Regions from separate parts of the Homo sapiens genome. Here region 2 is linked to region 1. Evidence: chromatin loops called from intact Hi-C (ENCODE). Cell type or tissue: CD4-positive, alpha-beta T cell. All regions are shown on one strand. Each heading gives the region's core, and the rest is flanking DNA. Links, peaks and the distances in the headings are about the cores only.

Region 1 (14,265 bases), core at 6,266-14,265:
ATATCATAGCTTCAAAGTAGAAGAGGGAAAAGTTTCAATGATCTGGTACTGAACATTGGCCTGTGCAAAGACAGCTACATGAATAGACAAGACTATTAGATTAAGCAATTGCCATTTTGGTGTCATTTCAACGGAGTAATTAGAATAGAAGCTATGTCCATGTGAGTTAAAGTGCAAATTAACTAATAAAGAAACGACAGAAGTCTATGTCATATTTTCCGTAGATGCAACAGTGAATGGAAAGAAAAGTAACATAATTGCTTGAGTGAACACTACAGCTTGGCTTTGAGATCAAGTAAAGGGTGTTTGCTTTGATTGGGTTTTCCCAGAGGGCAAAGAATCCAATAAACTAAATATGGGCTTTCATGAACTAAGATCTCAAATATTTCAGGAAGAATCACCAGTGGACACAAACTAGTGGTGTAAATGTTTATTAGACTTTATAATTCAAAACATTCCAGGATTATTCTTTCATTTTACAATTTAGAGTTTCCAGATGGTTAGGCCAGGGACTGCCATTTCCTGTAGGTGGACTGAGAGAGGACTAAGAGAGGGAATGAGACCAGTCATTTTATTTCCAGTTTTCTCATGCCTTTTTTTCCCCCTCTGGCTTATCTTTTATGCTGTTTAGTGATCCTCTTTGTGTCTTGAATTTGTCAGTTCTGAATTTTCATTGCATCTTGGGCACTTATTCCTGCATTAATCAATTAACAGTTTGCTTTGAATATTACCCAAGTTAACAAATGTTGTTATTCTTCAGAGACTTTTGGAAACTCCCCACATTCCTGTGGTTCTAAGGTTATCACACAGGTGCCAAGTCACACACTTAAACGCCAGTTCACAAAGACTAATTAATACCTTTGATTAAGTGGCTACATTGAGTTTATAGTCAGTAATTTTTCCCTCATACAAACCAGTTGTATTTATAACAAAATTTAAACATCATTTTACCAATGGAAAAAATGTTATATGCGATACAAATTTCAAATCTAATTCATTCTTAAGGTGCAGTCACTAGTAACCTGTTGTGTGTCTGTAACATCTTGAGCAGGTTTCCCAACCCTAATGAATCAGATTTCTTAGTAATGTGCAGAAATTACATTTTTTAAAAACATATCCCTCCCTTTTGTCCAGTGCTTCTCTTGCCAGCATTGGTATGTCATCTGATGTTTCAGAAATTGGCTTGGCTTTTTTTTTTTTTCTTTTTCTTGAGAGAGTCTCACTCTGTCACCCAGGCTGGAGTACAGTGTCGTGATCTCAGCTCACTACAACCTCCACCTTCTGGGTTCAAGCAATTCTCGTGTTTCAGCCTCCTGAGTAGCCGTGATTACAGGCATGCACAACCATGCCTGGCTAATTTTTGTATTCTTAGTAGAGACAGGGTTTCACCATGTTGGCCAGGCTGATCTTGAACTCCTGACCTCAAGTGATCCACCCGCCTTGGCCTCCCAGAGTGCTGGGATTGCAGGTGTCATCCACTGTGTCCGGCCCAGAAATTGGTTTATTTTATAGTACAGGCTTCCCTCGGTGTCCATGGATTGGTTCCAGGACCTCCCATGGATACCAAAATCTGAGAATGCTCAAGCCCCTGATTTAAAATGACAGTATTTGCCTATAAGCTATGCACATAATCCTGTATACTTTAAATTATTACGTCATCTCTTGATTGCAAATAATACCTAATACAGTGTGAATGCTATGTAAATAGTTGTTATACTGTATTGTTTAGAGAATAATGACAAGGAAAAAAGTGTACATGCTCAGTACCCATACAATTATTTTAGCGAGTATTTTCTATCAGCAGTTGGTTGCATCCATGGATGTGGAACCCACAGATACAGATGGGGCCAATTGTATTTCACAAAAGGGCTATCCATATTTGAAGTGAGAATGAAAGGAGCCAGTATAGAGGAAATGATTAAAGTGACTACAGGGAAAGATACTATTTGAGTCAGCGGTATCTTGACAAAGGGTGGAAGGAAATGAGAGTAACAGCACAGATGTGAAACTCAGCCTTAAAAAGGAAGAGATAGTCTTACTTTCGAAACAAGAAGATGAAAGGACTCTGATGTAAGAGGGAAGGGTATGGGATGTAGTATTGCTAGGTTCCTTTCCCTGCAACTTCAGGTTGGTTACATCACTTGCTGAGTTGTATGACGGCCACCTAGGAGGCAGTTCAAACAAGGACAGCAAAAGAATACAGACTAAGAAGAAAGAGAGGAAAGTCTTACCAGTTAACATCAGGAGCTGAACTGAAATTGAAATGAAATGCAACTGGACATGTTTAGACTCATTTTCTTTCATTTACAGGGTAAGATTTGAGTTAATGATACTTTTGTTTTGTCGTTGGTAGTAGGCTTGATCCTGGGTGTTTTTTTTTGGCGGGAGGGTGTTGGGGGAAAAAGAGAAATCCTCCATCCTGTTAATGGCTTAGAAGTGCATTTTACTGAGTCTTTCTTCATAAAAACGATATTCTGAATGTTGGTGACATTCCTTGGCCAATCCACATAAAGACAGTCTTATAAAAATCTTAATTTATCTTTGTACATTTTCATATTATAGCTACTGTCTTAGGTTTATTGAAATAGGTACATAAGAATGGTATAAAATGTCATAATCTCTAGGTTAGTCTCAAAAATCTCATTACTTCGTTTTCGTTCTCAACCAAAGCAAGCATATTTTTCTGGACAGTTTATGGTAATGAGCCAAAATGGTGCCAGGCAACTTCCTTGGGACAGAAAATCAAAACTCTAATACAAAGTACGAAGTTCAGAGAAGGAAGATAGTCTTTAAAAGAAAATTGTTTCAGGTGGAAGAGATAAGTCAAAGAGGAGCATTTATTAAAACAGAGGCATAACTTGAGATGTGGGGCCATTAAAAAGAAATGTTGTGTTTTTATGAAGATCCATATAGCATTGCTAGCTTTCCAGGTGGAGAGCAAGGACCTCCACTGTTTTTTCTACTAAAGCTTTATTCCAACTTCTTCTAACCCTTTCTTCCCCCACTTTTAAAGATATTTGGGATTTGTAGTGTTCAAATTGGGTTAACAAACATAAAAGGATGTTTTCTGGACATAAAGGAAATTTGATTTACAGACTTTTTCCAGGATTTGTTAATAAACAAACGCTGACATCTTAGAATAAATTAAGTATCAATACTACACGAACTGAATTTAATATTCTTTGTGTTTTTTTCATAATTTAAAACAATTTAACAAATTTCAAAATGTTTAATGAAAAAGTTAATAAAATTCTCATATTTTTGTACATTATTTAATGTAAAAATTACTGTACTTCCTACATTGTATTTGAAAGTATATAATGCCAGACACAGTCGCTTAGGCCTGTAATTCCAACACTTTGAGAATGTAACAGCCAATGTAGTGAAACCTTGTCTCCACAAAAAAATGCAGAAATTAGTTGAGTGTGATGGCATGCACCTATAGTCCTAGCTACTCAGGAGGCTGAGATGGAAGGATCCCTTGAGCCTGGGAGATTGAGGCTTCAGTAAGCTGCGATTGCACCACTGTGCAATCTAATTTAATCTCTTAAAAAAAAAAAAAACTGTATACCCACCACATATTATCTTTCTCCTGCATAGATCAGAAATAAAGCAAGACACATAAGGCAGTAATTCCTAGGGTTAAGTGATATAAAAAGTACTATTAAAAAATACGTCTCTGCACAAAATTATTTTTAACACCTAGTTTGCATTATAAAGGCATAAAAGCTTTATACACTTTAATCGCATGAAAGTTTATTAACAAATAACCAGGATAAACTACTCATTGCTTTTTAAAGAAATATGTGTTTGCTTTTAAGAATATGAAGAAACAGGCTAATTTCAGTTTTTAGGCAGAATTGGGTGATGAGAAAAAATGTATTCTCACTTTTGATATATGACTTTCTTTATATTTTGTAAGATTTTCTTTGTATATTTTTTCTATAGATTTCTCTCCTATTCTGTATATGGAGGAAAATAATTTGAGAAAATGTTAGTTTCTAATATTTTCAACATAAGATTAAAAAATAAAAGTTAAACATGCCATTTCAGTAAGTTATTTAGAAATATTTCATTTTTCAGAAATGTTGCCTGCATGGATTTAATTTATAGTGAAGTGTTTTGTGTGTGCTATTTATAAAAAGAGTCTTTACAATGTAAACTTTTATGCTCACTGTAAAATCATCTGTGTTTGTTTATTAAACATATGTCACTTTGAAATGCTGTACTTTGCTGTGGGATACATTTTAGTTTAATTTTTATCGCCTCTTTCCTCATCCATGCCAAGAAAAAACTGAAAGCTTGACTTTATGTTTTTGCATCAAGGCTTGTTTCTAATATGAATATACTGTGTACCACATCTTATTGACCTCAAAAAAAGAAATAATATAAACTTTACATATATTACATTTACACTGCCCTCTACGACAGGATAGAATTTATATCTGGAAATATAAGATATGCCAATACCTTGAGTTTTTCTGTAATTTTTAGCTAATTTAGTGCCTCTTGCAATTATTTACAGATAGATTAAAATTTGATTACTTTAACATTAAGTAGCCTTTTGGATATCAAAGTTTAAGATTAAATACCATCATTGTGAAGTTTCACTGATCTGTTATGCTCCCTTCACTGCACGTAATGAGGTACTTGTTACTCATAAGGCTAAGAATCCTCTTACTTTACTCTTCTAAATAGGCTTCTTCAAAGCAACAGTGTACCTTAGACTAAACAGTGAAACTCTAGATTCTAGAGTGTAGATACATTCAAAACACCAAGATTAAGGCAAAGATGCTAGCTCTTGTCATTTGACATGAAATAGAAATAAAAGATACAAATATAGAGAAACAAAAAAATTACTGATAATTATTCCTTCTAAGTGTAAAATCCTGAAGAGTTAAGTGAAATATTATTAAATTCTTATTTTTTCATTTTACAATAGAGGATATACTTGTTAAAAATGATTTTATATAGCAAGAATGTTCAGATATGAAAATAAATTATAATAGTGATTAAAAATATGACAGAAATAATCTTACCAGAATATACATGAGATCTGAGGATGAAAACTACAAAAGAAATTAAAACTTGGCAAAAAACATTCTCAAGCTTATCTGGAGGAATAAAGTGATAAAGTTTAATAAAGTTAACAGGCTGGGCGCGGTGGCTCACACCTGTAATCCCAGCACTTTGGGAGGCCGAGGCAGGCGGATCACGAGGTCAGGAGATCGAGACCATCCTGGCTAACACGGTGAAACCCCGTCTCTACTAAAAATACAAAAAATTAGCCGGGCGTAGTGGCGGGCGCCTGTAGTCCCAGCTACTCAGGAGTCTGAGGCAGGAGAATGGCGTGAACCCAGGAGGCGGAGCTTGCAGTGAGTCGAGATCGCGCCACTGCATTCCAGCCTGGGCGACAGAGCAAGACTCCGTTTCAAAAAAAAAAAAAAAAGTAAAAAAAAGAAACAATGAAGGAAAACTAGCCCTACAAAACACTGAAATGTTTAAAATGCAAATATCCCAGCGTAGTAGGCCGATCAACGTAACATAGAACCTATAAATAGGTGCTTTTACATGTAGAATTTATTTTGATAAAGTTACGAATAAAGGTAATAATGTGGGAAGCAATAGCCTCCAGTAATGCTGAAGCAACAGGATCTTAGAACAGCGTTTGCAAAGTGTGCTCTACAGAAAACTATGATAATAGAAATCAAAATTTAAAGTGTCCATAGTCCAGTCACCTTGAGAAACTCTGGGATAAAATTGTGTTTTTTATAGCAAAATTAAAATAATGTGTGCTGTGATTCAAATGGGCTATATGATATGTTTTTTTAACACAGAATGAAACCAAATCAGAGTGTCTTGCAGGATTCAGGTTCTTTGGACCACACTCTGCAAAACACTATGTTAGAAATTTAGTTTTGTCCCTCTCCCTCCCACTGGACACCAAAACAGCAGTTATATCTAAAATGTGAATTCATGAAAATGAATGGAAATTTGTATTTCTCACATCTCTAGAAGAAAGCTGTCTCCATGAATGATGTTAAAAAGGGAGATATTGACATATTTGTATGAAAGTGGAGAAATTGAGAATATGAAAAAATAAGCAAAATGAAAAGATTTGGGAAAGACTGCTGCAAAAATAACAGAGGAATAATATGCAGTTGATTTATTTTTTATTTTTTATTTTTATGTTTTTTGAGACCAAGGCTGGAGTGCAGTGGCACAATCTCGGCTCACCGCAACTTCCCCTCCCAGGTTCAAGCCTCAGCCTCCTGAGTAGCTGGGATTATGCGCACTCGCCACCATGCCTGGCTAATTTTTGTATTTTTAGTAGAGACAGGGTTTCACCATGTTGGCCAGGCTGGTCTTGAACTCTTGACCTCAAATGATCCACCCACCTCAACCTCCCAAAGTGTTGAGATTACAGGCATGAGCCATCGCGCCTGGCCGCAAATTGATTTTAAATAAATGAACTTAAACTCTTAGAAGTAAATAGGCAATGGACATGTTCACTAGAAAGGAATGTAACTAATATATAAACATAAGAAAGGCCTTCAACACTCATCACAATCACACTGAAATTCAATAAATGATGTGTGTATTATGCACAAGTCAATTTCTTCATCTTACTAAGTAGCATATGTAGTTTACATATGCTGTTTAAGAAAGCCTATATAAGATAGCCAAGAAAATCTTTATGTTATATGAATTAAGCATCACCTTCCACTCTGCCGAGCATAATACTGATTTTGAGATTAGATGTTTCACATTCATTCTTTCTCTTCCTAGTTCCCATTCTGTGATGGGGCTCACACAAAACATAACGAAGAGACTGGAGACAATGTGGGCCCTCTGATCATCAAGAAAAAAGAAACTTAAATGGACACTTTTGATGCTGCAAATCAGCTTGTCGTGAAGTTACCTGATTGTTTAATTAGAATGACTACCACCTCTGTCTGATTCACCTTCGCTGGATTCTAAATGTGGTATATTGCAAACTGCAGCTTTCACATTTATGGCATTTGTCTTGTTGAAACATCGTGGTGCACATTTGTTTAAACAAAAAAAAAAAAAAAAAGGAAAAACCAACCTGCATGGCCTGTGGGTTATTTTGGTCTTGTAAGGATCCATTTCTTTAAAATACTGACATATAGAGTTGTACCTTATATAGAATATAGTTGTATCTTGAAGTCAACATATTAAATTATTCTCAAAATTATGTATTTGCAGATTGTACTTGTAAGTTTCAAAGAAAAATTACCATCTTTTCATATTGACCTGGAAACTAAATAGGATGTGATTCAGCTACATTAATTTCTTAATACAATCTAGGAAAGACCTGTTGTAGCCTTGATTTTCTTGACATTGGTAATGACACTGAGAAAATATGGCTTCTGTTTTTCACCGTTTTCAATCAAAATGATTGATAAATGTTATTCTGTTTAATTTCATAAGTCAGGTCAATAATAAAGGGGTGGTAACTTCCTCATATTTATCTTCACAGATATTTAATGAAGATGGATCCATTAAAGGAGCCAATAGTGAAAATTTAGTTAAAGGTGATATTAGATTTAAATTAGTCATGAAGAATGTCTTAAAATCTAATGTTCCAGAATTCTGGCCCAAGGAATGGTAAGCACTTGAACTGAGGATTTTGAAGGAATTGGAACATATAATGTCAAGTCTTTTGATCACTAAGCCACATATCCTGACAGAAATAGTAGTCACAAGATTAGATCAAAGGCGTGGGAAGATTTTTTTTTTTCCCACTCTAGCTAATCAAGCACATGGCTTTTAAATTGTATGATCTTTTTCTTAAAAGCAAAAATTTGAAGACAAGTGTTTGTTTATGTAATATTCTTCAAAGACTCCGAGCAGAAACATTGCATTCATTGTTGATTCAGAAAAAAGAAAATATAAAAACTGAAAATAATTAGCAATAAAAGATTTAAGACAAATAGTTCATAAATATTTTTAAAGAGATTAGGTTTTTGAATTTCATAGGTTAGAAGGAAAATCATGGCAAAATTTACAGAAAATTGGGCAAACAATTGAAATTGATAAAGCAGGTAAACATCATCATTTATTTTAGTATACATGAATTCTCAGTAGTAGTCAATCACAAATTTCTACTTGCTAAAATCCATTTACCTTGACAGGAATCAAACCTGACAGCAGCATATCCTATGTAATATATGATCATGGCTATTTTTAAATATGTAGTTTTGTGTATTACTGTAGATAAAAGTTGGTAACAAAATTGTACAGTGGTTTTAAGAAGCCCATGTAACTAACTTGGACATGTCTTTAAGTCACATATTCATCATAAAATCTAAAATCCTACAAACTGATTCTATTAGATTCTTAGGGTAAATTTTTTCTTTGCCCACCTCCTTCTTTTTAAGATAAGTATGCATGTCAGCAAAACAGAGCAATCATGCTTTTAAAGATGAACTGTTTTAAAGAAAAATAAATGCATCAACTCCCAGTGTTTCTGATAAAGGGACATCCTTCTAACTTAACAGACTATTCTTTATCTTGAATTTGAAATTATATTGTTAGTCATGCATTTTTGTAATGTCAGGGGGAACCTGGTACCAGTTCTCAAAACTATAGGATTATATGAGTGTGTGTATACATATGGCAAAATTATAAATGACCACCTTACTGTGAAATATAGATCTTGAGCATTTTGAAAGGCCAAAATAATTAGGTAAATGTATTTTCAAGGTCATGTTAAAATGTTTACATGCTTTTGAACTAGCATTCATTTATGATTAAAACCCTTTTCAGGTTATTTGACCTAAAAACCAAAGTGAGTGTGGTTAGGTTAATATGAGATTTTTTTACACAAAAATCATTGTGTGCAATTACTGTTCTAGCTAAGCACCTTAATGCTTCTAAGTGCTTTTCATTTCGTTGAGGCAAGACAAGTGGGGCTTTCATCTTTTTTTTCTCTATGTCATTTATATTCTAGTTATTTCTGAAGAGTGTACTAGGTTGAGAAGTTTCTAATGTGAAAAATCTTGTTCATCTGTTCATGCAACAGACATTTATTAGGCATCTGTAGACCATATAATTGAGACAGAGAAACATTTTGGAGAATTAGAAGCTCACACTATTTATGGCATAGGTTATATAATTATGATAATTTATGATTTACTTTCTTGACAAAAACAGCTACAACCATGTATACCTACTATTTCTCCTACAAAGTAGGTGAGATTTTTTGATTTTACATTAGTTAGGGAGGTTTTTGATTTGGTTTTGCTTTAAGATAGGCATTGACTATAGCTTCTGATTAGCAACACACAGTATTTTGTGCTTGGGTATCTGTGAGGGTGTGTAATTCTAGTTGTCAGAAGCTGTGCTTTTTCTCCTTGATTTTAATACTAGCTGACCTCAGGCAAAGCCACTCACCTCTCAGCCTTTTAAATTGTGAAGTGAATGGACTAAATGGCATTTTAGGCAATTGTTCCCATATTCTAGGCCAACAGTAAATATTCAGCTCTCCTCAAAGGAAAAATATAAATAATGCTGATAGAAAGCTCAAATTTGATTTTTTTATTATGATTATTTCAGCTCTTATGGTATTTAAGTGTCTTTTATGAAATGTTGATTGTAGTAGCTTGGCAAAATAGTAAGGTGGCAGCCCAATGTTGATCCCTACTTTTTTTTTTCACTGCTCCATGGAATTTAAAAGTCTGGGAACCACTAAGCCAACATCCTATCTAAAGTTCTGAGACTTATTAAGGTATTAAAGTAACAGTTTTATTTTGAGATTTAGCTTGTGTTATATGGAATTTTTCATTAGCACAATGTGTTGAGGTGAGACTTCATGGAAAGTTACTGTAAAAAACAAAAAAAAGTCCTTACTTCCATTCAGTTTACCATCATGGATCCAAACTAAGGGTAAAGCCAATACATCCTAATATGTGCCCAACCCATAACTTTAAATGATTAAATGAAACACACAACAGGGAGATCTATTGTTAATGTGTTAACCAAAATTGCCAGGAATTGCCCTAAAGGGGAAAAATTGTTTAATCAGTAAATCAGTGAGGAAATACAAGATTATAAATTAGAAGTGTTGCTATGGTGTTAGCTCTTACATCCCTGAACAACAAAAAAGACAGTTCAACCCCAAGCATGGAACAGAAAAATGCTGAGCTTAGAATGTTGTCAGCTAGATATTGTGTAAAATAGATGTTCTCTTTAATACCTGTGTCTCTGTGGATAATGTATTTCTAGTTCTTCCATCCTGTCCCTTACAGATAACCAGAAGTCAATTCATGTTAATATTTTGTTCTTTAATTGTGACATCGTTTTCATTTGTAAATATGCAGCATTATGTAGATTCCCAGCTTTTTCATTTAAAATAATTTCGAGCATTGCCCACCTGCCTGAATGCTCATTACTGGGAGGTAAATAATTTTTCTGCTGGTGATACTGCCTGCCAACAATTTCATAAGCAGTGGTTTATCTAACTCATTATACAAGATCGACATGAGATACAGACGAGAGATTATGTCTCTTATGGCTTTATCATCAATTAAACTTAGCAAAGTCTGTTAAATTTATTTCAGAGTCTCCCAGCTGTGAAAAGTAGAGTTCCACTTATGTCATCCATATCTGCACAGTAATCTTTTTTTTAATCCTAAACTTTCTTAACAGGTTTCTTCTCCTTATTCTAGACAATAATGCTATGTGTTTTCCTTGAATACCATGATTTTAAACTTTTAAAATGTCTCAGCCTTCATCTTTCCAATGCAGTCTACCCTGTAGCCTTCACATGAACCTTCTATATCTTTTCACTTTCACATCCCTCCCAGCAAAGAACATTTTGATCATTAGTTAAAGCAACCTCACCGCTTTCTCTTTTAAAACTGTTTCTCTTAGAATCCACAGGGAAGCTGCATCTAGCACAGAAGCTAGTATGATTGGCTTTCCATTGCTAGTTACTGCTTTCAGCCTGACCCTGGATGCCACCTAGTGTTGAGTCTCTGATAATGAAAATATGAAACCATAAATTACATTTCATAATTTAACAATGCCATCTAGTATATGCATTTGGTATATGTCCCTGAACTTGCAGTACCTTTGTACTCCAAAAAGTTCGGTCACTTGCAGCAGTTTACATTTCTGTGACTCCCTTACGCTTTTGGCATCTGGTTTGGAAAATAATTATAACGTTCAAGCACTCACCTTTTTTAATCCCTGAGAAAGAAAATAATTTTTAAAATTTTGATTATTACAGTAGTCTCAGTACCCAGAACAGTTACAAGTACATAGCAGATGTTCAGTAAATACTTGTTTAATAAATAGATTTGAATGCACGATTTTTAAAGGATACAAAGGTAACTGCCAAGAAGTCAATATTTTGTCTTGTTCTGCCCCCAAACCTGATTACCTTTTTTTTTTCATATTTGTTTACATCATGTATTCTAAATTTTTGAACATGGCTTTTAGGAAAATGTACTGAATAGCTCTTATTCTGACAAGATTGGCTATAAAGTAGTCTACCTAATCAGCACTTCTGTGGCTAAACTTGTGGTATAAAAACCAACCAACCAACAAAACTGCTATCCAAGTCAGCTTGTTTTAAACCAGTGTGCACATGGTGTATCATACATAACTGGGGAGATATGTGGTACTTGGTTATTTCAAATCTGGCCAGTGCTCTGGGAGAAAGCTGCTATAAAGACAACTAAAGTTTCTAGTGTTTGTCAGCCTGGAAGTCCTGGTGATTGCCCTTGGGGCAATGTGGGGACAACAATCATGGAATTCTAAGTCAGACTTAAAATCAGATCCCTGATCTGCCCCTCATTATTTGAGATCTTGAAGAAATTATTCTTTCTAATGGTTAATTTTATGTTGCAATTTGACAGGGCTACAAGGTGCCCAGATATTTGTTCAGACATTCTTCTGGGTGTTTCTGTGAGTGGTTTTGGATGAGATTAACATTTAAATCAGTAGACAAAGTAAAGCAGATTACCGTCCCTAACATGGGTGGGCCTCATTCAATCCTTTAAAGGCTTCAATAAAGCAAAAATGTTGTCCTTCTCCAGGAAGAGAGAATTCTTCCTGCTTGACTACTTTGAACTGAAATAAGGAATCTTCCTGGATCTCAAGCCTGCCTACTTTCAGACTAAAACTATAACATCTGCTCTCCTGTGTCTCCAGCTTGCTGACTCACCCTGCAGATCTTGTCAGCCTCCGTAATCACGTGAACCAATTCCTAATAATCTCTCTCCATCCTATTTACTTTTTTATCATGTAAAAGGGAGATTGTCCTTACCCTTCAAGCATTAGAGATAATGAATTTAAATATCTATCACAGTATCTCGCACATAATATAGACTAGCTTAGCCTCCTTAGCCTAAAATCATGTCACTTGCTAAAAGTAGTACAATGATTCAGAGTTGTTTCCTACATAATTTTAATATGGAGAAATGATTGAACATTGGCAAACTTGTTAACCTCCTAAAACAATTTTGGAAAAAGAAAATTTTTAGAACTTTTATGCATGAGAGAAAAAATGACCATTTTATAGTAATTTCTACAAATAATTATTGTTGGCTTAAAGAAAGAAACTGAGTCAAAATTAATATAGGCAAAAAGTTTACCTGGGCCATATTTGAGGACTGCAACCCAGGAGACACAGATTGAAGTTGCCCTGAAGGTATACCCTGATTAGCAGCAGTTACAAGTGGGTTTTTAAAGGAAAAAAAAGTGTGTATGGTGGGGGTGGGGGAAAGGGGGGGGCAGTAGTTCTTACATTGGTTCATTGGTTCATTAACCATAATAAGCTATTGATGGGCTATACATCGTTCTTCCTATTACAAATTCCAGTAACGTGAAGATAACAGGTAAGGGTTACATTGTGTAACTTGTGATAACATTTTAGGTAATTTATTAGCTAGTCTGGAAATTACAGGAAAGGAAAGGAGAAACAAAGTGCCCTTAAAAAATTGCCCCCAGGCATGAGTGGGTGGGTCTATTAGTCTGTTTCCATATTGCTATAAAGTACTGCACAAGACTGGGTAATTCATAAAGGAAAGGCTCAATTGACTCACAGTTCAGCACCGCTGAGGAGGCCTCAGGAAACTTAAACTCATGGCAGAAGGTGAAGGGGAAGCAAGGCACCTTCTTCACGGGGCAGCAGGAAGGAGAAGTGCCAAGCAAAGGGGGAAGAGCCCCTTATAAAACCATCAGCTCTCCTGAGAACTCACTATCGTGAGAACAGCATTGGGGAAATGACCCCCATGATTCAATTACCTCCACCTGGTCTCTCCCTTGACTTAATGGGGATTATGGGGTTTACAATTCAAGATGAGATTCGAGTGGGGACACAAAGCCTGACCATATCAGTGGGTAAGGGTGTGATTGAAGTCTCTTATTCCTGTCTCTCGCCTGATTAATTCTGCATACCTCACATAGCTCAGACTGCTCTGAGTTACTTTTCTTTCACATTATCGAGCACCTACTGTTTGCCAGACTGTAGGTAACAAGACGGAAACAATTTCTGCCCTCATGGAGTTCATCAATACACATACACACATCCCTCTTAGTAGGAGAAAAGGCTAGTGTTAGAGACAAATAAAAAGGTCCTTATTAATTAATATGATTAGAGCTATGAGGTGAGAGAGTGAAGTACAAAAGCTATATAAGTACAAGGGGCATAAATCTAGAACCACCCATGTCAGGGCAATAAGAATTAAAAAATGAGTTATGTTTTTGAAGGGAAATGGAGGCAGCAAGTTTCAAGGCTTGGAGACCAGTTCAGAGAAATACACCTTGCCCTTTCCACCAAGATGGATGTGATTGGTTCCACCACTTGTTATGTCTGCAGTGTGCCTTCCGGTAGAATAATATCATTAATAGTTTTTTTTCTCTTGACTTTTAATATGCAAGATGAAATCTAGTTGTCACTCCTGACTCAATGTCAGGATTAAGTAGTTAGAAGAGGCAGCTCACATTGCCTTGGCCAAGACTTAAAAGGTCTTGTATTCAAATGTAAACCAAAAATAAAACTAAGCCTCCCAGCCCACTAAATGGACCCCCTCTCAGCCAAAGTGATGCCAAACAAACATGAAAAACCAGATCAGGTCATGTTGGGAAGTGGGAACTCAGATATGTCTCATTATATCCTCTTCCTTTTGGGGTTTAGACACAACAAACCAGCATTAACATTAAAATAGAGATCTTAAGACTGACAGACTTGGTAGCAACAAGACATGAAATTCCAGCCGGGTGCCATGGCTC
Region 2 (15,768 bases), core at 3,302-11,301, 950 kb before region 1:
ATGATATGATCTACTAAGATATGAGCAGAACTTCTTAATATTCTTGTATGAAAATCGTGGGAAGAGGCGGAAGTGCTGAGATCCTATGAGGAGTGATATTTGAGTAATTCCTATAAATGTGACCAATTTATTTTATCCCACAATTTCGTAAGGCCCAAGAATCTCTGGTTTATTAGTAGTAAAGGACTTTAAAGAATGAATATTAACACAGTCATGTAAAGAAACTTCTTCACTCTATAAAGGCTTAGCAGTTTATTCTGTTCAAACTGACCATCTATGAGAAAATATCCAAAGAAATGAATGTCAATTCATGTTTCTATGATTGTCAAGAAATGAAATAATAAGAAATCAAAATTTTGAATTCCTGATGCTCATACTCAAGTAATCTTCTTTAAAGACCACAGTGTCCAGGCATGTCCTTGGAAGGACAAATTACTGCAGGTTTCCTTCAGAGCTCCATTTATTTAAGACTCTTTCTCTGAATTAACCATATAACCATCAGCTTTGGCTCTTTCATAGCCTGTCAGCAGATGAAAGAGGGCTGAGTGTGATCAGAAACAGGTTTGAATGGTTAAATATGTGCAACAACAATGGCATTTTACTATACATATAGCTTATAGACTGCTTTTTATTTAACACTTTTCCTGGTCTCTTTCAGTGTTAAAACTATGTAATGATATTTACTGATAGTATTTCATACAGAATTATTTAACCACACTTTTTGATTTAGTCATCTAATTGGTTTCCAGTATTGTTTATAACATGTAATATGCTACAAATAATATGCTTGAAAAGAAATCATTTTCTTTTTAAAAAAATTATGTCCTTGAGAAAGATTGTGTGTACTGTGATTTTGCATTCCAAAATATATACATGTTGATTTTTTTTTTGCTTGGTATCCTTCCTGGACTGCACAAATATTTCTTGTCACTTTTTCCACACATAATTTTTCTACATAAAACATTAGAATTATTTGAAATAACTGACCACCTAATGGAAATAAGTACATCAGTATTTTAACATGTAGTTTTTATTCATTAGCAATTTCCAACATTTTTAACACATTCCTGTCTTTTGGACATCTGGGTTTATTATCTTGTAAATTATCATTTCCTTTTTCGATTTTCTATTGGAATATTCATATTTTTTCCTAAATGTATAGACCTATTTACATAAATGATGCTAACCCTTTGCTATAATATATATTAAACTATTTTATCCATTCTTTGGTTTAATTTTTCCAATTGTTTTAGAAATAAAATCTGTCAATATTTTACTCTGCAGTCTCTGCCTTGATGTCTATGTACAGTCAAGGCTGTAGAAATACTAGGCTCTGTAAGGATTGAAGCATGCATAAATTCAATGGGTGATCACAAACAACAATTCTGGTGCATAAGAAACACGACTTGAGAAGGGAGCTATGGAATTATGGGCAGGGATAATAACTATCTCATGTTTCACTTGAAAATTTAGTGGCAGAAAATAGGTTATTAACTTTGCAAGCTCTCTGAGTTTTCCTTTCTTTTTATTTTAGACCAACAATGTCTCCCCTAAAATGCTTGTGTGTTGGGGGGGGGTGGGGGTTAATTTTTCTTCAATCCATTAACTCATGTGATTCTAAAAATAATAACATTTTTGCAGACAAGATCATTAAGCCCATTTGATAAATATTAAGGAAAAAGAAAAGCATAAATATGTCTCCTAGTATCATAGGCAAGTTATAGACATGTCCATAACCTGATTCAGGTCTTCACTTCACATCAGAATCTGTATTGTATGATAACATGTGGTTTTCCCTGTTACTCTTTGCTGAATACGTTGGCTGATGTAAGAATCATCAGTGAAGTTTTTTTAATGACATTAAGTTTACCATGAAATAAAATTCATATTAGTTTTAATACTTTGTTATTTCCTCATAATGTACACATTAAACTGTACATTATAATGTGTACATTATGAGGAAATAACACAATACATTTATTACCAATTTTACTATCATAATATTTTAAAAGCAATTTCAGAGAACTAATAGTTTGTAACATTAAGCCAGAATTATTATTTGATTCTGAGGTATCTTTGTTAAACCCTTGATATTTCCATTGGAAAAAAGAATTGAGTTGGGCCACAATGAAAGGAACACATATATGTGATTCTAACTCTATATTTAGTTATAAAAATAGTATCTGAGAATGTTGGCTCATATCATTTAAGCATTTTACATATGTCCAACCATTTTCATAAACTTGGTAAAATAAGATGTATACATTGTAGACTGACATGGTTCGGATCTGTGTCCCCACCCAAATCTCATGTCGAATTGTAATCCCCAGTGTTGGAGGTGGCACCTAATGGGACGTGATTGGATCATGTGGGCAGAGTTCTCATGAATGGTTTAACACCATTCCCTATGTGTTGTTCTCATGATAGGGAGTGAGTGAGTTATCATGAGACCCGGTTGTTTTAAAAGTGTGTAGCACCTTGCCCCTCTCTAGCTTGCTCCTGCTCTGGCCATATAAGACATGCCTTCTTCCCCTTTGCCTTCTGCCATGCCTGGAAGTTTCCTGAGGCCTCCTCAGAAGCAGAAGCTGCTATGCTTCCTGTATAGACTTCAGAATTGTGAGCCAATTAATCCTGTTTTCTTAAATAAATTATACAGTTTCAGGAATTTTTTATAGCAATGTGAGAACAGACTAATACATAGACCTATAAGATATGGAAAGTGGGTAGCATGTGTCATTGATGTTTTACAAACATAGATACAAAGGCTCAGACAATTTAGTGACTTGCTTAAAACCAAACTTAGCTACACGTTTGTATGATTCATCAAATTCATTCATTACATATTTATCGAGATCATTGTATGTGTCAAGCACTATTCTACCACAGGGGGCATAACTGTGGGAAAAAAAAAAACTAATGAAAGTCACCTTGTGGGTCATAAGTCTACTGTTAATGGTGAGGAGGAGAGCAGTAAATACATGTAAAATATGTTTATACTTATATTTTGCATGTATCAATACATATAAAAATGTATGATCTTACAGTATTTTAGAAAGTAGTAAGTACTAGAACAAGGTAAGAGAAATTGGGTGTGCAGGCAAGCTGCAAGGTCATAAAGAGTGGTCAGAAAAACCTCCATAGAAATTCTAGAATGTTAGCAAAGATTTGAGGATGAGATGGAGTGGTGTATAGATATCTGAAGGTATCTTGAGGAAGAGCAAACAACTGAACAGCCCATGTACTGACCCTTAGGCTGGAGTGTGATGGTTTTGCAAGGAACACTAAAAAGTAAGCATGGACAGAAAAAAGCACATTAGAGGACAATCATAGAAATTAAGGATGGCATGTTAATTGTAGCCAAGTTATGAAGGGCTCCGTAGAATTTTTAAAATTCGTTTTATATATTTAATAAAAAGAAACACATACTCAATTTTAAATAGATTTTGGGCTCATGGAACTTGTGTATATCATGTTCGACTGGATCCAGGGGCTCAAATTATGCCAGCAATTTTTTTTTTATGTTTTCTTCACTGTGATGACACTATTCTCTACTTGTGCTATTTGAATTGCTCCATAAATCTTGAAGATGGCTACTTGCAGCCTTTGCTACTAGTTTAACACCACCAGTTAAAAATAGATTTCCCCCGGTGATATTATGCCAATACAAATGAAGAACCTCAACCAGCTTTGTTTCATCATTTGTCAACCCCTAAAATGCTCATTATTGTGAGACAGAGGTAGTGCTACAATGTGAAAAATCTAGATTTCATGATAACTTCTGTAGCTCAGGTGAGAGGCTTAGATTGATAGTTTACCAGAACCACATCGGATGGGGCCGATTACTTTCCACAAAGAAAGGGATGTCGATGAAAACAAGTATCTATCCCTGCTTTAATGCCTAGTAAATGGAGTAAAATCATACATATCTTCTGATTTCAAATCCTGCTCTCTTTCTTTTTACAAGAAGATTATTTTGGTTGTAAACTCCTTAAATCTCTAGAGTTCTAATTCTTTATATTGTTGACTGGTTAGATATCTCCTTTATGCGACACCATTGCAAAATCTTGTGTGTCCAGGTTCTTTCTAAATCACATGCACAACTACGTAAGAGGAGCTCTCAGTTTAGAGTGCAAACATAAATAGCACTACTCCTCTTCCTGTAGTCTCAAACAAGTACTCAGAAAAGCACTCTCTATACCTACAATAAAAATCTGAATAGTGTAGCATTGAACTCTTTGTGGAAAAGATACATAATTCTTTGAAAAAATACTCCAAATTTGCATCCTGTAAGTGAAACTGTACATGATAATGAGTTGTTAACCTTGAGTTCTTTTTTACCTGTAGAGGGGCTATGAACGGGCCAAGGATAATGGTTATATGGTTGATACAGAGAAAGAGACTTAAATAAAAGGGACTCTAGAAATATTCAGTAATTTACCCTTTCAACGACTTTCCTGGATACTTGTCTTTAAATAAAACGATTTTATAGCATGGTGTTCTTAGAATGTGAGTGTTAGCAATCCTTTGGATGTCACCCTATATTTGGTGGATACATGCTATCTGAATTCATTTGTGTGGCATATTTAAAATTAGTCACATTCACTTGGAATAGGGAAAGTTAGGAATATATTCCGTCAAATTTACCTTAGGCAACAGAGGACTGGAGGAAACTATTTCTCTGAATAAACTACTTCTGTCTACATAAACGTGTGTTCCAGCTTTCTTCCCTTTTGTGTCGTTATATCTGAAAAGAAGAGCGAAATCGGGGCAATGCTGAGCTACTAACTAGTATTTAGATTGGAAATAAGTATGAACAGTTTGTTAGTTAAAGGAGTTTATTTAACAAGCCTGAAGATTGAAATGAAAAGGCAAAAGATTGAATTCTTTGCTGTCTCCTAGCATATATCTTTCTGAATCACCTAAAAATGTTTAGTTACTTGTAAATTCTGAGATGTCAGCTTCTACAATGCTACTTTATTGGCAATGCAGAAACATGGGAAATACTATAAAATATTACTACCAACCCGTCCCTCACAAATTTAACTTTGTCATTAACAGATCTCTGAGTGATGTACTTTTGTGTCCAGAATTGGGAGGGTTCTTGGTCTCACTGACTTCAAGAATGAAACCAGAGACCCTCGTGGTGTTACAGTTCTTAAATATGGTATGTCTGGAGTTTGTTCCTTCGATGTTCAAACGTGTCCGGAGTTTCTTCCTTCTGGTGGGATCGTGGTCTCGCTGATTTCAGGAGTGAAGCTGCAGACCTTTGCAGTAAGCGTTACAGCTCTTAAAGGCAGCGTCTCTGGAGTTGTTCTTTTCTTCCAGTGGGTTCGTGCCCTTGCTGGTTTCAGAAATGAAACTGCAGACCTTTGCGGTTAGTGTTACAGCTCTTAAACATGATGCGGACCCAAATAGAGAGGCACAGCAAGATTTACTGCCAAGAGCAAAAGAACAAAGCTTCCACAGCACTGAAAGGCATGTAAGGACGGTGCTGCTGCTGGCGCAAGTGGCCTGCTTTTATTACCTTATCTGGCCCCCACCCACATCCTACTGATTGGTCCATTTTACAGAGAACTGATTGGTCCATTTTACAGAGAGCTGATTGGTCCGTTTTACAGAGAGTTGATTGGTCCGTTTTGACAGAGTGCTGATTGGTGCATTTACAATCCTTTAGCTAGACAGAAAAGTTCTCCAAGTCCCCACCCCAACCAGAAGCCCAGTGGCTTCACCTCTCAATGGCACTCACTGCCAGACTTTGGGGTACCTAGCCCAGGCACTTTGGCAGTGCAGAGGGAGCTTGTGCCCCATCAAGGCCAGCAGGCACTGGCTGGCAATGCCTAGTGCGGGGCCGCTGAGCGGGCGCCCACCCAAAACCTGTGCCAGCCTAAGAGCGCCCAGTGCAGCCCCGGCTCCCACCTGCGCCTCTCCCTCCACACCTCCCAGCGAGCAGAGGGAGCCGGTTCTGGCCTCCACAGGCCAAGAGAAAGGCCCCCACAGCACAGCGGTAGGCTGAAGGGCTCCTGGAGCGTGGCCAGAGCAGAGGTGGAGGCCCAGGAGGCGCCAAGAGCAAACGAGGGCTGCTAGCACGTTGTCACCTCTCAATTTGACCTGTATTAGTTCTGAATACAATGACAACCAATTTCAGCAAAGAACTCAAGGATATATAATAGGTCACACCATGATTCATTCAAATGCACACTAGGCTCTGGGATTTCTTAATGGAATCTTGTCTTTATTGATTTCAAAGAGATCTAGAAACTTAATGACTGCGTGTTTTGTTTTTCCTGTGTTCCAAATTACTTCAGGTAATTAAGATTGCAAAGTAAAATACTTTGAACCATCACTCTTCTAGCTGCCAGAGAGGTATTCATTAGTTTGCATTAAATCCGATTGTATTTGGAATCAGCATCACTTTTATCAGTAAAATACCTCCCTTTTTGCATCAAATATTGAATAACTTCTTTCTCTAAGACAGGATTTCTCAAGCTTGGCACTATTGATATTTTGGGCTGGGTAATTGTTGTATGGGTTATTCCATGCATTGTACTTAATATTTAGCAGGATCCCTGAACTCAAGCCACTACATGTTAATTTAACTCTTCCCCCACCACACACACACACACACACACACACACACACACACACACACACACACACACGAGTTATGACAACAAAATTTCTCCAGATACTAAATGTCCCCTGAGAAGAAAATCACCCAGGTTGAGAACCATGACTCTACAGCAATGGCAACTGTCATAAAAGGTGTAGTCAAAAATTTTTAAAGAGAAATGTAAAGTTAAATGTTATGTAGTCAAATAACCCCTCCTATTGCAGATTACTAATTTAAATAACAGAAAAGCTTATGGAATTGAGTAAGGTGACACAGAGCCAGGATTTAAACTCAGCTACCTCAAATTTCTATCAAATGCCTTATAGTTATTCACTATAAAGAAAATAAAATATTGTAGAAGGTATAAACCCAATTATATTTATTTGTTGACATACTTTTTAAAATTATATTTTATGCAAATTGATATATATCTTAGCAGTTATGCATTTATGTAAAGGCTTTTATATTTTTATGAATGAACTTTTCCTTGTGAAAAAATATTCAAATAAGTTGCTGGCTTTGATTAAAACACAAATGTTAATGCAAACCATATCAGAAAAGAAAAAGAATACTTATCATTAGAGCTTGATTAATGACTCAATCATATACATTGTAAATTTTTGATTAGAAATATTCCACACTAAAATAATTATATTAAAAAATTGTTTTTATAATATTAGGAGAAATAAAAAAATCATTTGGAAGTTTATCATTGTCCCTAGTGTTTTGTCTGAAGGAGATTGCTAGTATGCGTGTGTTTGTACGTGTGTGTGTGTGTGTTGTGGATAATCAGAATTGAAATATAATTTTCCTCCTGAATCAATTTTCTAAATGTGTTATCTTTACAATTCAATTACATGTTTAAAATGCACTACTACACTTCTTCTTAGGTTTCTATTGCTACTGTAACAAATTATCAGAACTTTAGAGGCTTAAAAAGCACAAATTTATTATCTTCCAGTTTTGTAGGTCAGAAATCCAACACAGGTCTCACTGGGCTAAAATTAAGGTGTCAGCAAGGCTGAATTACTTTCTGGAATCTCTTTTCCAGAACGTAAAGTCTCGGTGGAATCTCCACTGAGAACTTTTACCCTTTCTAGCTGCCTAAAAATTATTTCTTAGTAACTCCTGTATTATTTTCACCCTCAGGAGATTTTGCCCTAACTGCTGTTGGGGGTGTTGGATGATGATTCTTTCTGGTTACTTCCTGCCAAAAAGGGGCGTGGTGTGGGGGTACAGCAGTTGGGGCTCCTCCTGAGGTTGGTCTAAGGGTTCTCACAAGATTGGTGTGTCCATGTGTGGCTCTGTCTGCAGCACCATTTGGTGTTTGATTGCTTTTAGGCAAAAAGAGATAAATTTTACAAGAAGGTTTAAAATATAAAGTTAGAATATGAGTATTAAGATTATCACTGTTAGTGGGGATACTGTAAACCTTAACTATGACAATAGTTTGATACCTGTTAGTTACACCAATGGATTGTAATACCGGTCTGCCTCCACTAGATGTCATAGTACACTACAAGAAAAGTTAATATAAAAGTAACATTTTCCTTGAGAAAAACACATTTTGCCCCTTGACTTGCCACTAGGGGATAATTTTAGGCTTAGGCCTTTTTTATAACTTGTGATATGATTAAGAGAAAAGCAGTATTAGGTGGCTAAAATAACTTTAGTGTCAATCTTGGCAATTATTTCCATTTAATTATTAAATTCTTACATGATTTTCACAGACCCTCTTAAAACATATTCAAACTTTCTGACTTGTCCTAAACATTCATCCTTAAAACAACCAGTCATTTCCTTTTAGGATGAGAATTTACTATACAAGATCCTTTCTTATATAAAATCTCTCTTTTATAACCTTTCCATAGCTTAGAGTGCACCATATTATCAATCTTCAGTAAAAAGTCCTAGCAAACTTAATGATAGTAAAACTTTCATGGTTACTTCTTGATTGTAACTAGTACTCCTGCTACAGGCAAAACAAACTTGACTAAATCCTTCCTGTAATTATTAATCCTGCTATAAAGATGATAATTAGGCAAAATATTACAGCCATGAGAATTTTAAAACCAGAATTCCACATTGTGGGTACCACAGTGTATAGCTTTATTGCAAATCATAGCGTGACTATAACAATTCCCATAAAAGTGGCATAGTAAATAATTTTTGTTTAAAACTTTACTTGCCAAGATATAACATTTCCCTTGGGGGATTTATGAAGTTACAAATGCAATTCCATGTATAATTAAAATCTCTCTGCAAATACGCGTTACAAAGAAGTTCTATTATTTGGCAGAATAATTATATTAAAATAAATTATTTTTATAATACTAAGAAAAATAAAAAAAATTATTTGAAAGTTTATCATTGTCCCTAGTGTTGTGTCTGAAGGAGATTGCTAGTATGTGTTTGTGTGTACGTGTGTGTGTGTGTATAGATAATAATAATAAAGGTAGAAGTAATAAAAAGTATTTGTTGAGGTAAAGGAGTGGGGCTGAGTAAGATGATTGTCCCTCACTCAGTTAGTTATCTTTTATGATTTTCAGCCTAAGATCTTCTGTTTCTCCACATTGATATTCGAGATGTTCCTCTGGGCTGTCAGGGGTTGCTCCCTCAGGTCTTCAGGCATTGACTTGAGTGTGATGTATTCAGAAGTTGATACCTGTAACGTTTACTGCTGAGGGGGTTGAAAGAAGAACTGTATAGGGCCCTTCCCAGCTTGGCTTAAAGAAGAAGAGAGAGAGATGAGTTTTCACTAATACGAAATTTCTTAGGTTAAGTAAAGGTGGTCCTATTTCTTGGGGTTGGGCTTTTTCTAGATGTATCAATTCCTATTGAAAGTGAGCTAGAGAGGGTAGATGCTTAACCAAGTTAGAGGTTTTCTGCCTGAAAACAACCTCTGAGCACATTGATAAGTTTTATCCTTTCCTAAGTGAAAAGCTTGGTGAAGGAATGTAAGGACTTTCCATTGACTGGAGGCTGGCAAATGGAGTTTGCCATCCTCTGACTGTAGCTATCCTGAGTTATGAGAAGTACACCCTTGAGAAGTGGCTCACTCTATTTCTGCAGGGGAATAATGAGGTTTAATTTTTCTTATGGAGCCTTCCTTGATTAGGATGGCTTGAAGTGTGTTAATCCCTTGAGGCTTCCTTGCCACCAACTTAGCTGCCTGATCAGCTAACCTATTTCCTTTGGCTACTTTATCTGTTTCCTTTTGATATTCCTTACAATGCATTCCTGCTATTTCTTGTGGAAGGAAAACTGAGGATAATAGCCTGCTAATTTCCTGGTAATATTTTATAGTAAATCCATTAGTGATAAGAGAATGTCTTTCCTTTTAAATGGCAGCATGAGCATGAAGAACTAAGAAAGCATACTTGGAGTTAGTATAAAAGTTAGCTACCTTTCCCTTGCTTAATTTGTGATCTTATAAGAACTTTTAGTGCAGCTAATTCAGTGCTTGTGTCTGGGGAGAGACATTTTTTAGACGTTATCCTGCCTTATGTATTGCTTGCTTTACTGGCTGTTTGTTTGCTAAGGATCCTCCGTCCACTCCTCACAGCCTGTTTACTACTCTAATGAGCAGAGCTTCATGTGCTTTTAGTAACGGCAGTGATGAAGATGACCTCCCTCCAGACCTGGCCGAGGCAGTGGGAGTGACCACATCTACAACCACAAACACCACAACGGCCGCCACTCAAGTCTCCATGCCACTGCCGTCCCCCAAGGTCCAGAATGTCAGCTCGCCTCACAAGTCAGAAGGCCAAGGCCTGCTGTCCCCTGGGGCCAAGGTATTGGGGGGTGGAAAGCTCTGGTGAGCAGCCACACTTGCTGGGAATGTGGGGTGTAAACAGGTAAATTATTTCCTAGGGTTAATTTGGAGGCTTTTCTGATGAGTAGAGCTACTGTGGCAGTGGTTTGGAAGCATGTATAAATAACAGGTCCTCCTAATTGCAACTAAGAGGCTGAGAAAAATATTGGATTGGAGTTTGTCCTGAGACGCCCCTTACAGTCGTATTATGGGAAGAGGGGAGGTCTAAATTAGAGAGGAGCAAAGAGAGACAGACAGGCACTAGTGTTCAGAACGAGGTCTACTTTCCTTCCTTCAATTTCCAGAATTACCCAGAGCTCCTGTGCTGTAATGACACTTTAGCCACCGGAGCCAGGATTTGAGCCCCAAGACCTATCAGTCCTGCTGGAATCATCGGTGAGACTGGTTCTGTACTCAGTGACCTCTGCCTTCGGGGGCAATTTGATATCCAGTGGCCTACACTTCAGGCTGGACCTGGTCAAGGTGGCTTCTTCTTGATGTTTGGGCACTCCTTCTTAAAATGCCCTGGCTCGCCACACTCATAGCAACTAACGGATGCACCTGGGGTATCCTGGACTTTGCAAACTTGCAAAGCGGCTATTAGAGCCTTTGTCATTCTCCTGAGCTTCCTCTCTATCTTTTAGGCCTCCTCCTGGTCCCTATTATAAGAGACCAAAGTGGCCACCTCAAGGAGGTATTCCAAGATGCTATCTGGTCCTATAGCTTACTTCTGTAGTTTCCTTCTAATATCGGAAGTTGCCTGTGTAATAAACTTAAGCTTTAGAATGAGCTGTCCCTCAACTGAATCAGGGGATGAGGAGGTGTCCTCTTTTAGTGCCTCTCTCAGCCTTTCCACAAAGCCTGCAGGATTCTCATCTGGCTTTTGGTCTATCATGGACAGTTTAGAGTAATTAACAGATTTTGCCCTATTCTTTCATAGGCCCTCTAAAATACATATTAAAAAGTGCTTTATTTTCCATTCATCTGTAGAGCTATTGGGATTCCAATTAGGGTTGTCAAGAGGAACAGCTTCCCTTCCTATTGGAAATGGTGTTTCTGCTATTTCTTCCCTTTCCCTATCTCTTTTCTTCCTTTCTGATATATTACAGGAGGTATATTGCTCATCTCCAAAATTATCTGCTACCTGCAGAACTGCCTGCTGTGGTTAGAGTTTGGTTTAGGAGCAGCATAACATCCTTCCATATGAGGTGAAACACCTGAGTTAAATTCTGGAAACCTTTTGCATACCTATTGGGGTCGTCAGAAAATTGGCCTAGTTCTTCCTTTATTTGCCTAAGGTCCTGTAATGAGAAGAAAACTTGAGGTGTCCCCAAATAAGGGGAATTATCAGATGGTTCCCCCAGAAACTGCCTTTGTAATTGGGGGATTATTTTCTATAGGCTTACCTGTTATGCCTGTTAAAAAAGCTAGGTCGATCTTACGACACTTGCAAAGGTTAGTAAAAATGCCATGCCCTTGTGCGAAATAAAATGAGTCACATTTCTCTTTAAAGTACCGAGGTTAAACAAGTTCCAGTGTTTCAGAGTGCACTCCAGAGGGGTGCAAGCTGAAGATAGTCTGTTACCCATCTAGAAAAAGAAGTGAAAATAAAAGCATCCTTTTAGTCCTTCTTTCTTTCATTGTGACCCAGGGTGGAGCGGGAGGAGAAGACAGTGGGAGCATCCCCCCAACTATTTTCTCTCCTCAGTTCCTAAGTCCCAGCACTGTGTTAAATATTCCACCCAAGGTTGCAGGCGTAGCCTTCCAAGCCATGGAACCAGATGAACTAAGTGATTGGATTAACTATGCTTTACCCACAGAACCTCAGCTTATCTGCCTGTTGTGATCCCCTTTGACTTCCTAAACTTGTGTGATCTGCCTGGCTCCCTGAAAAATGGATCTCCAGAGAGTCTATGTCATCTTTGGTCAAGGCTCCTTTAATGGAGGGAATGTTCTATATTGCCTGCTACTACAGCCTGTGCTAAAACATTTACCCTTAGCAAAATGGTTCCAGTTAACTTCTGAACTTAAAAACTTCTTACTAATTAACTACTGTTCCAACTGGAGACAGAAATGAATGTGGGGACCTAATGACAATTTTCCTGCTGATGGTGAGAGGTGAAGCCAGCTGGGCTTCTGGGTCAGGTGGGGACTTGCAGAACTTTTGTGTCTAGCTAAAGGATTGTAAATGCACCAATCAGCGCTCTGTGTCTAGCTAAAGGATGGTAAACGCACCAATCAGCACTCTGTAAATGGACCAATCAGCACTCTGTAAAGTGGACCAATCAGCTCTCCGTAAAATGGAGCTGATTGTGGGTGGGGCCAAATAAGCGAATAAAAGCTGGCCACCCGAGCCAGCAGTGGCAAACCGCTAGGGTCCCCTTCCACACTGTGGAAGCTTTGTTCTTTTGCTCTTCCCAATAAATCTTGCTGCTGCTCACTCTTTGGGTCCACACTACCTTCATGAGCTGTAACACTCACTGCGAGGGTCTGTGGCTTCAATCCTGAAGTGAGCAAGAGCATAAACCCACCGGGAGGAACAAACAACTCCAGATGTACCAACTTTTAAGATCTGTAACGCTCACTGCGAAGATATGTGGCTTCACTCCTGGAGTCAGCAAGACCACAAACCCACCAGAAAAAAGAAACTCTGGACACATCTGAACATCTGAAGGAACAAACTCCAGCCACACCATCTTTAAGAGCTGTAACACTCACTGTAAGGGTCAATGGCTTCATTCTTGAAGTCAGTGAGACCAAGAACCCACTGGAAGGAATAAATTCCATACACAATGAGACAGTATCAGATCTAAAATCTGGTCATGGAGGACATTTTACTCCTAATTGTTGATGGCAGAGCTTTCCTGTTCACAGAAGGATCTTTTCCAGCAGCACGAAAAAAGAGGATTAGAGAACTGCAGTGTTACCAGACTGACAATGTGCCTCATGAAGAGGATTTCTATTTCCACTAGATGGTTATGTTGGCTTAGAAATACCATGTACTCACCAGAGAGAGGATAGAGAGAGATGCTTATTGGGTTACTGCCTGTGGCGATTGCCTATCTTTCCTAAAAGAACTGTTTGCCTCAACTGTAAAAATTTTTGCACATTGCACACACACAGAGAATAAGAGACAAGTGACCACAGAGAGAAAAGGAAGAAAAATTTTGTGACAGGATAGCTGGAGATCCATTACCAACACCCAGATGGCTGACGGAGGCTGGGTTCAGTCCAGACTCCTTTGAAAAACACCAGGGTGTGCCCTGGCCAGAAATTCTCATTTGCTGGAGGACTTCTCACAGCCTAACACAATGGCTAGGAATTCCATGAAAGGAAACTGGTTTGAATAAAGCCTTGAGATTAAAGGACAAATTTGAAGTTCACTCCATACTCACCACTCTGATGTTTCTACCTTCCATTCTGATTCTGATCCCAAACGAGCCCCCAAAATGAAACGGCTCTGTTGTCTGGTGTATATACCCTGGTCCTTGGTCATGCTGGAGAAAGAATTCAGAATACATGTTTTTCAAACTCAACTAATAACATGTTTAAAACATGATCCTTTTATTGTAAGTTGTAATTCAATAAAGTTGATTAAGAATATCCAGCTTTAGGTATCTTTATATGTTTGTGACGTAAAAATATACACAATTTTTTGAAAGTTTCTGTTGAGATCTGTTAGAAACATGAAAATAAATAATGTCTTACAAGTTTAATCAATCTTCATTGCTTACTGTAAAACTTTCACAATTAACTCAAATTAAATATTGCTTAATAAAAAAATTCCTGTTTTTATGTAACATTGTTTCCAATCCTAATAATTCATTTTTACATTATTTAAATCTTTATCTAAATAGTTCTGCTTTGTATTTTCATTATTTTTCTAACTTTTATTTTAAGTTCATGGGTACATGTGCAGGTTTGTTACATAGATAGTTAAACTTGTGTCATGGGGGTTCATTGTACAGATTATTTTGCCACTCAGGTATTAAGCCTAGAACCCATTAGTTATTTTTCCTGATCCTCTCCCTCCTTTTACCCTCTACCCTGCAATAAGCCCCAGTGTGTGTTGTTTCTCTCTATGTGTCCATGTGTTTTCATCATTTAGCTCCTACTTATAGGTGAGAACATGGGGTATTTGGTTTTCTGTTCCTACATTAGTGTTCTAAGGATAATGGCCTCCAGTTCCGTCCATATTCTTTCAAAGGTCATGATATAATCGGTGGCCATTTAGATTGATTTCATGTCTTTGCTATTCTGAATAGTGCTGTAATGAACGTGTGCATACATGTGGCTTTATAATAGAACAATTTATATTCCTCTGGGTATATACCCAGTAATGGGATTGCTGGGTCAAACGGTAGTTCTGTTTTCAGCTCTTTGAGGAATTGCCACACTGTCTTCCACATGGTTGAACTAATTTACCCTCTCACCAACAGTGTATAAGCATTCCTTTTTCTCTGCAATCTCACCAACATCTGTTATTTTTTGACTTTTTAGTAATAGCCATTCTGACTGGTATGAAATGGTATCTCATTGTGGTTTTGATTTGCATTTGTCTAATGATCAGTGATGCTGAGCTTTTCTTCACATGATTGTTGGCCGTATATATGTCTTCTTTTGAAAAGTGCCTGTTTATGCCCTTTGCACACTTTTTAATGTGGTTGTTTCATTTTTTTCTTGTCAACCTGTTTAAGTTCCTTATAAATGCTGTGTATTAGACCTTTGTCAGATACGTAGTTGCAAAAATTTTCTCTCATTTTGTGGGCTGTCTGTTTACTCCATTGATAGTATCCTTTGCTGTGCAGAAGCTCTTTACTTTAAATAGAAATATTTATATATCCTAGTGCTTATCATTTGTCAATTTTTGCTTTTGTAGCAATTGCTTTTGGCAGCTTCATCATGAAATCTTTGCCTTTTCCTGGGTCCATAATGGTATTGCCTAGGTCTTTCAGGGTTTTTTAGAGCTTTATGTTTTACATTCAAGTCTTTAATCCATCTTGAGTTCATTTTTATGTATGGTGTAAGGAAAAGGTCCAGTTTCAGTTTTCTACATATGGCTAGCCAGTTATCCCAGCATCATTTATTTAATAGGGAATCCTTTTCCAATTGTTTGTTTTTGTCAAGTTTGTCGAAGATCAGATAGTTGTAGGCATGCAATCTTATTTCTGTATTCTCTATTCTGTTCCATTGGGCTGTGTGTCTGTTTTTAAACCAGTACCATTTTGTTTGGTTACTATAGTCCTGCAGTATAGTTTGAAGTTGGGTAGCATGATGCTCCATCTTTATTGTTTTTGCTTAAGATTGCCTTTGTTATTATGGCTCTTTTTTGGGTGCATTTGAA

Evidence for each region. A loop is a pair of places that touch in the nucleus more often than their neighbours do. Peaks named below come from ENCODE experiments on the same cell type or tissue, not always from the same donor. Only the 100,000 strongest peaks of a DNase experiment are listed, where the experiment ranks them.
Region 2: it touches region 1 in a loop (38-fold over the local background); 6 of 110 quality-filtered maps call a loop at or near these places.

The regions. Positions count from the first base shown.
Region 1 is chr10:58,280,772-58,295,036 of GRCh38, forward strand. It overlaps CISD1 (CDGSH iron sulfur domain 1), which reads left to right. Exons shown (of 3, transcript NM_018464.5): 3 at 6,790-8,815. The coding sequence ends at 6,879. Among named protein-coding and RNA genes, the nearest start is that of CISD1, 19 kb to the left of the region's middle. In CD4-positive, alpha-beta T cell, for the core only: a CTCF peak has its summit at 11,002 (motif pointing left); a DNase peak (open chromatin) is centred at 10,980.
Region 2 is chr10:57,331,162-57,346,929 of GRCh38, forward strand. LOC105378313 (a long non-coding RNA gene) reads right to left here. Exons shown (of 6, transcript XR_001747453.1): 5 at 13,820-13,921. Among named protein-coding and RNA genes, the nearest start is that of MIR3924, 34 kb to the left of the region's middle. In CD4-positive, alpha-beta T cell, for the core only: a CTCF peak has its summit at 8,111; no DNase peak of the experiment used is centred there.